2 separate regions of the Homo sapiens genome follow, and region 1 is linked to region 2. Evidence: read pairs that join two places in POLR2A ChIA-PET (ENCODE). Cell type or tissue: GM12878. All regions are shown on one strand. Links, peaks and the distances in the headings refer to the core of each region. The heading gives the core; the rest is flanking DNA. Region 1 has its middle 440 kb from the start of LINC01108. Region 2 has its middle 27 kb from the start of LINC01108.

Evidence for each region. ChIA-PET counts read pairs that join two places held together with the same protein. Peaks named below come from ENCODE experiments on the same cell type or tissue, not always from the same donor. Only the 100,000 strongest peaks of a DNase experiment are listed, where the experiment ranks them.
Region 1: POLR2A ChIA-PET joins it to region 2 with 5 read pairs; 2 of 35 experiments call an interaction of 5 or more read pairs at or near these places.

What each region holds. Positions count from the first base shown.
Region 1 is chr6:14,721,367-14,725,767 of GRCh38, forward strand. No RefSeq gene overlaps it. Among named protein-coding and RNA genes, the nearest start is that of LINC01108, 440 kb to the left of the region's middle. In GM12878, for the core only: no CTCF peak of the experiment used is centred there; no DNase peak of the experiment used is centred there.
Region 2 is chr6:14,310,357-14,314,757 of GRCh38, forward strand. No RefSeq gene overlaps it. Among named protein-coding and RNA genes, the nearest start is that of LINC01108, 27 kb to the left of the region's middle. In GM12878, for the core only: no CTCF peak of the experiment used is centred there; DNase peaks (open chromatin) are centred at 2,325 and 2,995; H3K27ac peaks cover 434 bases.

The sequences.
Region 1 (4,401 bases), core at 113-4,112, 410 kb after region 2:
TAAGTCTCCATAGCAGCTATTATCAACACATGAATGGAATTCAAAAAAAAAAAAGAGACCCAGAACTGAATTCAAATTCTGGCTCTACTATTTTCCAAGGGCGTGTCCTAGGGCAAGTCACCTAAACTCTATGATCTTCCGTTTTAAGTTGCTATGAAAAAGTAAATAATATAAGAAATGTTTGGAAGACAAAGATGCTCCAATGATTGTTGTCATGCCAATGGTAACAAAAGTAAATAAGGATTGGGCTTACTCTATGACAACACGAAAAGTATATTTCTTCTCACCTAAGTAAAACATTTGCTACCTCCTGAACACGATTATAAGTCGCCAACCTCTCTTTAGTTTTATGTAAAAATATTCTGCTCCAGGCTGGGTGCAGTGGCTCACACCTGCAATCTCAGCACTTTAAGAGTCCGAGGCAAGAGGAGCGCTTGAGTTCAGGAGTTTGAGACCAGTCTGAACAACATAGGGAGACCTCATCTCTATAAATAATTTTCCAATATTTGTCAGGTGTGGTGGTGCACGCGTGTGGTACCAGCTACTTAGGAGGCTGAGGCAAGAGGATCACCTGAGCCCAGGAGGTTGAGGCTGCAGTGAGCCATGATTGCCCCACTGCACCCCAGCCTGGGTGGCACAGCAAGACCCTGTCTCAAAAAAAAAAAATTCTACTCCAATTGTATTGAAAGATTCTCAAGGGAAAATTAATGTTTAATCTGATGTCATCATTCTCTCAATATAAACAAAAACCAATAGTCAGATTTTGTATATTCAAGGAATAATTACAAGTGATTAATATAAAGATAATGTCAATGATGAAAAAAATATGCTATGGTCAGCATTGTTTTGGTTTTGGTTTTTCCTAGTCTAAGATGGCAGTAGAGCATATAGCAAATATCTCTGGGCACCACTCTCTTTTATACAGATTTCCATTAAAGCAATGGGAGTCCCTTTACTGCATTGGTTTGTTTGTTCTTCCTAGAACAGAAGCTCCCGTGAGTGAAATTAACTTCTGAGCCAACTTCGTATACCTAGTATCACATGGTAGGCCAGGCTGGATAGGCAGATGGTCAGTCCACCTGCATTGGTAGGCAAAGTAAGACACAATCTTAAAAAGAACACTATTTTATAAGTTTATATTATGCTTGTATCTGTTAAGATTAGGCTCAGCTGCAACCATCAAAACTCTAGCAAAATGGTTTAATCAAAATAGAGAGGTATTTCTCTCTCACGTGGAAATCTAGAGCTAGTCTGTCCACAGCTCCACAGTGCCAGGGATGCATGTGCCTTGCATCTTACTGTTCTATTGTGTGTGGCTTTTATTATCAAGTTAACATCTTGGAATCCAGGCCTTACAATCACAATCCAGGTAGCAGGAAGGTAGGAGAACAGTGCACATGGGTATAGGGTAGCAAAATGGGTGGACTCTATCACAGTGTATAGCTGGGCTCTGTGTGTGTCCCCAGTCCTTGTGGGGCCCAGCAGGCATCGCAGCGTGGCAGCCATGTCCAAGCCACGGCCTGGGCATCCTGTCACCTGCCCAGGTACACGGTCACTCACACTGGGGGCTTTCTGTCGTGTGTGTGTGTCTTCCTGTTGACTGTGCACTTCGTTCGCAGTGCAGAATGTTTCCTGTTCTCAGTGCGTGAAGACACTGGTTTTCAATCAGTGTCTAAAACCACGTTCCTGCCTTTCACTGCAGTACAGTGTGTTCATTTTTTAAAAATAGAGTTTAATGAGTAAGTTTAGATCTGACTGGTGAATATCTTAAAACTTTATATTAATAAAAAGTTCTTCCTGGAAAAAAAAATCCATTTTTCCCCTTTTCAATAACAGAACTTCAATTTTTATTTCAGCTTATTGCCATCCACAACATATATTTCCCAGCCTACCTGGCAGGTAAATGTGGCCATATGACTAGGTTCTGGACAATACAACATAAGCAGAAGTATTGTGTGGAATTTCTAGGAAGTTCCTCTGTAAAAACACACACACACACACACACACACATGAGCCAGGTGCAGTGGCTCATATCCGTAATCCTAGCAACTTTGGGAGGCCAAGGCAGGAGATCAAGGCCAGGATTTCAAGACCAGCCCAGGAAACCAAGCAAGACCCTCTCTCTACAAAGAATTTAAAAATTAGCCAGGCATAGTACTGTGCAACTGTAGCCTCAGCTACTCGAGAAGCTGAGGCAGGAGGATCACTTAAGCCCAGGAGTTAGAGGCTGTAGTGAGCTGTGATTGTGCCACTGCACTCCAGTCTGGGTGAGAGAGCAAGAAAGAACAAAAGAATGAAAGAAAGAAGGAAGGAAGGAAGGGGGGAAGGAAGGAAGGAAGGAGAGAGAAAGAGAGAAAGAAGGAAAGAAGGAAAGAAAGAAATGAAGGAAGGAAAGAAGGAAGGAAGGAATGATGGCTGGAGCTCTAGCAGCCATCTTGAATCATGAAGACAATAAAGACAAAAGCTATAACCTAAGAATGACAGATTAATGAACTAGAAGGAAACTGAGTATCTGAAAACCTCATGGAGGAACCATACCAGCCATAGACTGCAACTCTGAATTTCTTTTATGTAAAAGACACATTTACTTTCATATTTTTATGCCACTTATATAAGATATTTCTGTCTCCTATAAAGAAGAATCTAATTCTAATCAATACAGTGCTGAAGTAAACTTCCCCACCCCCCGTTCCTCTCTACTGGTTACAAGCAGCAGTCTCTTCCACCAACACTGGCCATTACTGAATCTTCTATCTTACCCTTTCTCACAGGGAGTATCAAATAAAGGACACATAGCCCATAACTTTTATTTTTGCAAACTATGAAAATTTTATAACAAAGGGAAATAAAACATGAACCATCAACAATTCTCTATACAGCTATTGTGAGATAAAAAAAATTTAAAGAATTCACCTTCCAGACAGGCATTTCTGTCACTACCTAACATCTGTGGCCATGTTCTCATTATGTACTTCATAAGGAAGAAAACATATCTTCAGGTAAATGGTTCTTAATTAACTTATGTACTTGAAAAAATAAACTCAGCAGGAAAAAAAATATATCTATTGCTCTATATTAAAGAGGCAGATTAAAAATTTGCCCTAAAACAGAATTTGCAACTCAGCAGGGTAAGAAGATGATTCCATTTTACTTCTTATAAATAGAAGTTTAAGGCACACACGTTGTCAAAACAACTTTATAAATAAGCTGGTGCCAACACACTCATGAATACTAAAAATGTTTTCCAGGTTCTCAGTTGTCTTCTCTATGATTCTATTGAGGTTATACCTATTCCAATAAACTCAATTCTCATTGCAATTCTTAGTGAGTCCAGTGTGCCTCCTCGTATAAGATAAAGGGTTTCATAAACTGACACCATGGACACATGAAGATTAGTCAGCTTTATGAAGCCAGTGACTTGGTAGCTCCTTTAAGTATTTCTGTAAGGCACTTTGGCCTCCAATGTTCACTCCAGATTCTATGGTGGAGGAGAAAGGCTTGTGGACCTACAGTTTACTTCAATGACTTGGATTCTTGTCCCAACTCCATTTTCTAACATGTGGTGTAAATTTGAACAAGTGTCTTAATCTCCCCTGCCTCTCCTTTCTATTAAATAAGAATAATACCAATTTCAGCCAAGCTTGGTGGCTTACACCTGTAGTCCCAGCACTTCAGAGGCCAAGGCAGGTAGATCATCTGAGGTTGGGAGTTTGAGACCAGCCTGGCCAACATGACAAAACTCAGTCTCTACTAAAAATACAAAAATTAGCCAGACATGGTGGCGCATGCCTGTAATCCCAGCTACTCAGGAGGCTGAGGCAGGAGAATCGCTTGAACCCGGAAGGCAGAGGTTGAAGTGAGCCAAGAGCCAAGATCACACCACTGCACTCCAGCCTGGGCAACAGTGCCAGACTCCCTCTCAAAAAAAAAAAAAAAAAGACTACTACTAATTTCAATTTTGATAAGGTTCAATTATATGTGAAAGTAGTTTATAATGGTAAAGAGTTGCATACGGGTAGTATCTGTATATTTTTATAATTGGTGGTGTTTGGGTTGTAAGTAATTAGAACTAAACTGTGCTGCCTCAAAAGCACAGTGAATATATACAGAGCGTTTTGGAAGAAAATAAAACAACTGTTAAATAATGGTTACCATTTGGGGTAGGACATTTTTTTTCCTTGACAGACTTTAGGTGGCAGCCATACGTATCTTTTAAATTTAAGAAAACAATATGTAATTTCATGGAGCTTTTTTTTCCTATAATGAAATGGGAGAAGGCCAAAGGGAAGGAACTGGGAAGAAGCAGATATTCTTTTAGCAATAATAATGTGTCCTTCTTCAGTTCTAAAGGTCCTCACCCTGGTGATCCTCATAGTTCTTCCTTCCAGTGGATATTAATGT
Region 2 (4,401 bases), core at 261-4,260:
GGTTAATCCCTAAGATCCCCAATACTCGAACATAATGTTTACATGAAAGTCAGTGATTTTCTAGGTCACCAGTGCCTAAAATTGGGTGACCCAAGTGTGAGAAGTAGTCAGACTTGGGTGGCAGAAATTGCTGCTTTAAAATTTTTCCTGCATACAAAAGACTTAATTGGGTCTCCTGAGACCTAAGTCCTTGTGGCCAAAAGAATGTCAACTCCCAGAGGGCAGGAACAGCCTCTGCATCATTTAGTATTGAATGGCACAGCACCTAGTGGTGTGCCTGGGACTTAGTAGATACTCAATACATTTGTGTTGAGGGAATGATTGATTAAATGAATGGATTCTATGGTTTCTGCCACAAGTAAAATAGCTTCATTCTCCCACTTCCCATGTTACCCAGTGTTACACCCACTGTCAGTCCGCCCCTTTCTTTGCAGTGACCTATCTTCTCAGAGAGCTGAGACTGGTGTGATAATTACCATTTGCCTTACAAAAATAAGAGATAATTGTTTCCCCTACATTCACCAAACTCTTAGAGATAGCCAAGGAACGTTTTCTGCATAAACATGCAGTCCTCATCATATCACCATCAGCCTTGTATTGAAAATTAATGACTATTTCATAAAATATTGAGACCTAAGACTGGCACTTAAAACAAAATTATCCTTTTCTTTTCCCTTAAAACCGCTCCTGATTAGATAACTGCCAGACTCCAGTAATGTTGTGAAATAAACCTGCAAACACTCCACGATCAGAGTGACACAGCGTGCCTCACTCTCACGCTAGTGGGCTGGTGGTTGGTTGGTTCTAGCACCCATTAGCATGAGTTAATGAGTAAGCATTCCCTTCCCTGTCACATTCCTTGCCTGTTATTAGCCAAAACCTGAACTTTAGCTTAATTGCAGAAACCAGCCCGCCCATAGCAGATGAGGGCATGGTCCCTATTGTTTTGACTGCATTCAAAGTGCTAACCTGGGGGACCATGACAGATGACATGCTCCAGCACTGCAGAGAGCAGCAGGTGGGGTGCTGGGACTATGGGTGCAGAGAAGAAAAATGGCATTTTCCAAGCCCCCAGGATTTGATTTTCCTCACACTTACTTACTCAGCTGTGCACAGTAAACTAGATTTCACAAGTATCAGAGATTCTTACAGATCTAGCTTCTTAGATTTTACTTTAGACTCTTGCCAGCTTTTCTGAATTTGAAATTGGTCATTTCATAGACTCCCTATACCTCCCCTTTTCGCCTCACCCTGAATTCCCTGCTACTTTCCTGAAGCTTCTGTTGGCCTACTGGGAGATTTGGTTTCTCTGGCGCTGAATCAATTGAAGAATCAGAAATATTTGAGACTGGATGTGATCAGAAACTCTGGCTTTTGAGTTTTAAGTTTTATTAAAACTCATGTATTTATAGGGCACTTTAGTTTTAGAATATTTGGTATCTTCAGCCTCTGTATTTAATTCACACAGCTCTTTTACTGACTGGAGATCATTTCTTTTTGCTCACATTTCTTTATCTTAGAAACAGACGTAATCATACCCAAAGTCTGCTGGTTGCCTGTATCAATTAGGATTATTTTGGTTGTGAGTGACAGTAAACAGCACAACTGGGTTAAGTAAAATGGGATTTTTGACACACATATAATTGAAAAGTCCAGGAAAGGGGCTGGTTTCAGATGCACTGTGATTTAGAAGCTTAGATATCATGATGGCTTGTTTCTCTACTACCCTGGGTTTAGCTCTACTCTCCTCATCAGGGTTGGGACTGCAGCCCCATAGTGCCTTTCTCTGAGCCTCATACCCAATGGAGAAACAGAAATTTGTGATTCCTAGACTTGAATCTCATTAACCTTGATGGGCCAGACTTTGGGTCACATGCACACTCATGAACAAATCACTGTGGACAGGCGGCAGGTAGAGTGTGGTGATTGGATTATCTTAGATTACATGCTTCACTCTCAAGCCTGGGGGATGGAGTTGGCTGAATGAAAACAATATAGACTAAGAGTTGGTGGATATACGCCCAATAATATTAGGGCACTGCTGCCTCTAGATGGGAGAGTGGAGAGTGAGTGGTATAAACAACAAATATCCGCTAAACTACCGCAGAAAAAGGAGCAATAATTGAAAAAAGTAAAGCACTTTGAATCTCTTGAATTAAAAAGCAATATGAATTTACAAGATGCAAACACCCCTTTTTTTTTCATGCTGACATAGGGAGATGGAAGTGGCACGCTATACAAACTAAGTGTTACTTGGCATTTGTCTGAGTGATAGTGTTGTGATTCGATTGACGTGACCGAAACTAAATGTGGAATTGAGAATCTGTTCATGCTATTCTGAGGTCCTCTTTTGCAACTTTATATTTATCAGCATGGGCTATTGTAAGAAACAAGATGGTTGTCATAAATTGATCAACACTCTCTGGTCTTCTGTTGTTCTTGCTTATTATGGACTTTGGGAAGAAGTCAATTAGAGAAGTTCTTTAGCCAGTATCATAATGAGTAATGGGAACATTTACATGATTGCTAATGGCTGAGTTTACACGATGCCTCAAAGCATCAGTGGGGATGTTTGGCAGCAGCACATTATGACGGTGATTATCACTATAAATTAAGTTTATGTTGATATAATTAGCAGTTAAAAGCTAAAGTAATATTTATACTGATACAAGTTCTATCAAAGCCATACCAGTGCAAACAGGCTGTGAATGTTGATATAGTGGGGATAATTTCATCTTGCAAGAGGGGATGTTTCTAGAATTGAGATAGCCTATTGGCATACAGTTGCCCCTCCCACTCCTAGCCAAAAATAGAAAGTATAAACTTGACCAAATTGCTTCACAAATTCAGAATCTATAACTTAGTGCAGCAATCCCCACTGAGGATAAGTAAGATGCATCTTGGTAGTTTAGGCCTTGAATCACTGAACCTGGAAAGAGAGAGAGAGAGAGGGAGGAGGAAGTGAGAAGGCATGGGATGCCTAGGTAACTGGTTGTGAGCACAAGTCCACAATGACAAAGATAGGGTCTTGCCAGACAGGATCATTTGTCACAAGGGAAACCACCTAGGAGGATCGGGAGGTCTCATTAAAAGCACCTGATCATGAGCTCATTGCATGAGCTTTCTTGAGAAACTACAGCTGGGGCCAAGAATTGTGAATCCATAGTCTTCCTTCTCTGCCCTAAGAGGTTGAAGGTTGTAGCAACACTTTACACTTTTGAGGTCACCAGCATCAGATGACAGTTCTTTCCTCAGAGAGTGGGCCAGATCCTCCCGACTCCAGATCCTCAGCACAGTATCTAAGGCTGCCAAGTCACTCTGATTTCTTCTTCACGTCACATGCTTTGCAGGTACAGCCCCTAATCCATAAGACTATCCCCATAGTTGGTGGGATTCTCTCTTCTTTAGGGAAAAGGAAATAGAGTAGAGGAAGGATAAGTGACTTTTAAGAAGCCCCACAGTGAGTAAGTGGTAGAGAAGGTGGTCAGGCGGCCTGAGGCTGGCTGGTTTTGGAGCCATTTTGCCCCAGAAGCATTCATTCAGTCAGCAAATATGTATTTATTCAACACATATTTTTTCAGGGCCTGCCATCTGCCGGGCACTTTTCTAGGAGATATATATATATATATATATATATATATATATATATATATATATATATAAATCAGCGAACTGAATAGGCAAAGACCTCTGTCCTCTGGAAGTCTGTATTTTAGGCCTCTCTCTGGAAGTGTATGATCTAGGGAGGAATCCTAGAATGCTCATTACATGCTTGCTCAAAGCCCTCACCTGCAGGGCTGCTTGTGTTAACATGCTCTCTAGAGGGCTCATGGTGGTCTGATGTCTCTCTACCTGCAAAATATCCAGCAACTTAGCACTTTGAATACAAAAAAGAAAGAAGTTGGTAGTTTTTGCAAATTGAGGGAAGTAGGAAATGATGACAGCAACTGGCCCTCAGTATCCTCTTTGGACAGGGAAAGCTGTTTGTTGTGCCTAAGATGGGAAGAGAAATAACTGGCATCCCAAACCCTGAATTCAGTCCTGCCAGCTCTAGGTGACTACCTTGGCCTGCTTGGACTGCTATAATGGATACCATAGACTGGGTGGCTTAAACAATAAACATATATTTCACACAGTTCTAGAGGCTGGGAAGTCCAAGATCTAGGTGCTGACAGATCTGGTGTCTGGTGAGGGCTCCTCAGTTCCCATTTGCAAACATTTGGTCCATATGGACAAACACTTAGTCCATAACAGTTACTAAGAGAACTGACATTTCCTGAGGACCTATTAGTTGCCGCACAAGTTATTTATGTCATCTCATTTAATCATCACAGCAGGCCTAATGAAGTGGGAACTGTTTTTCCAATTTTATACATGAGGAAACTGAGGAACGACTAGTTA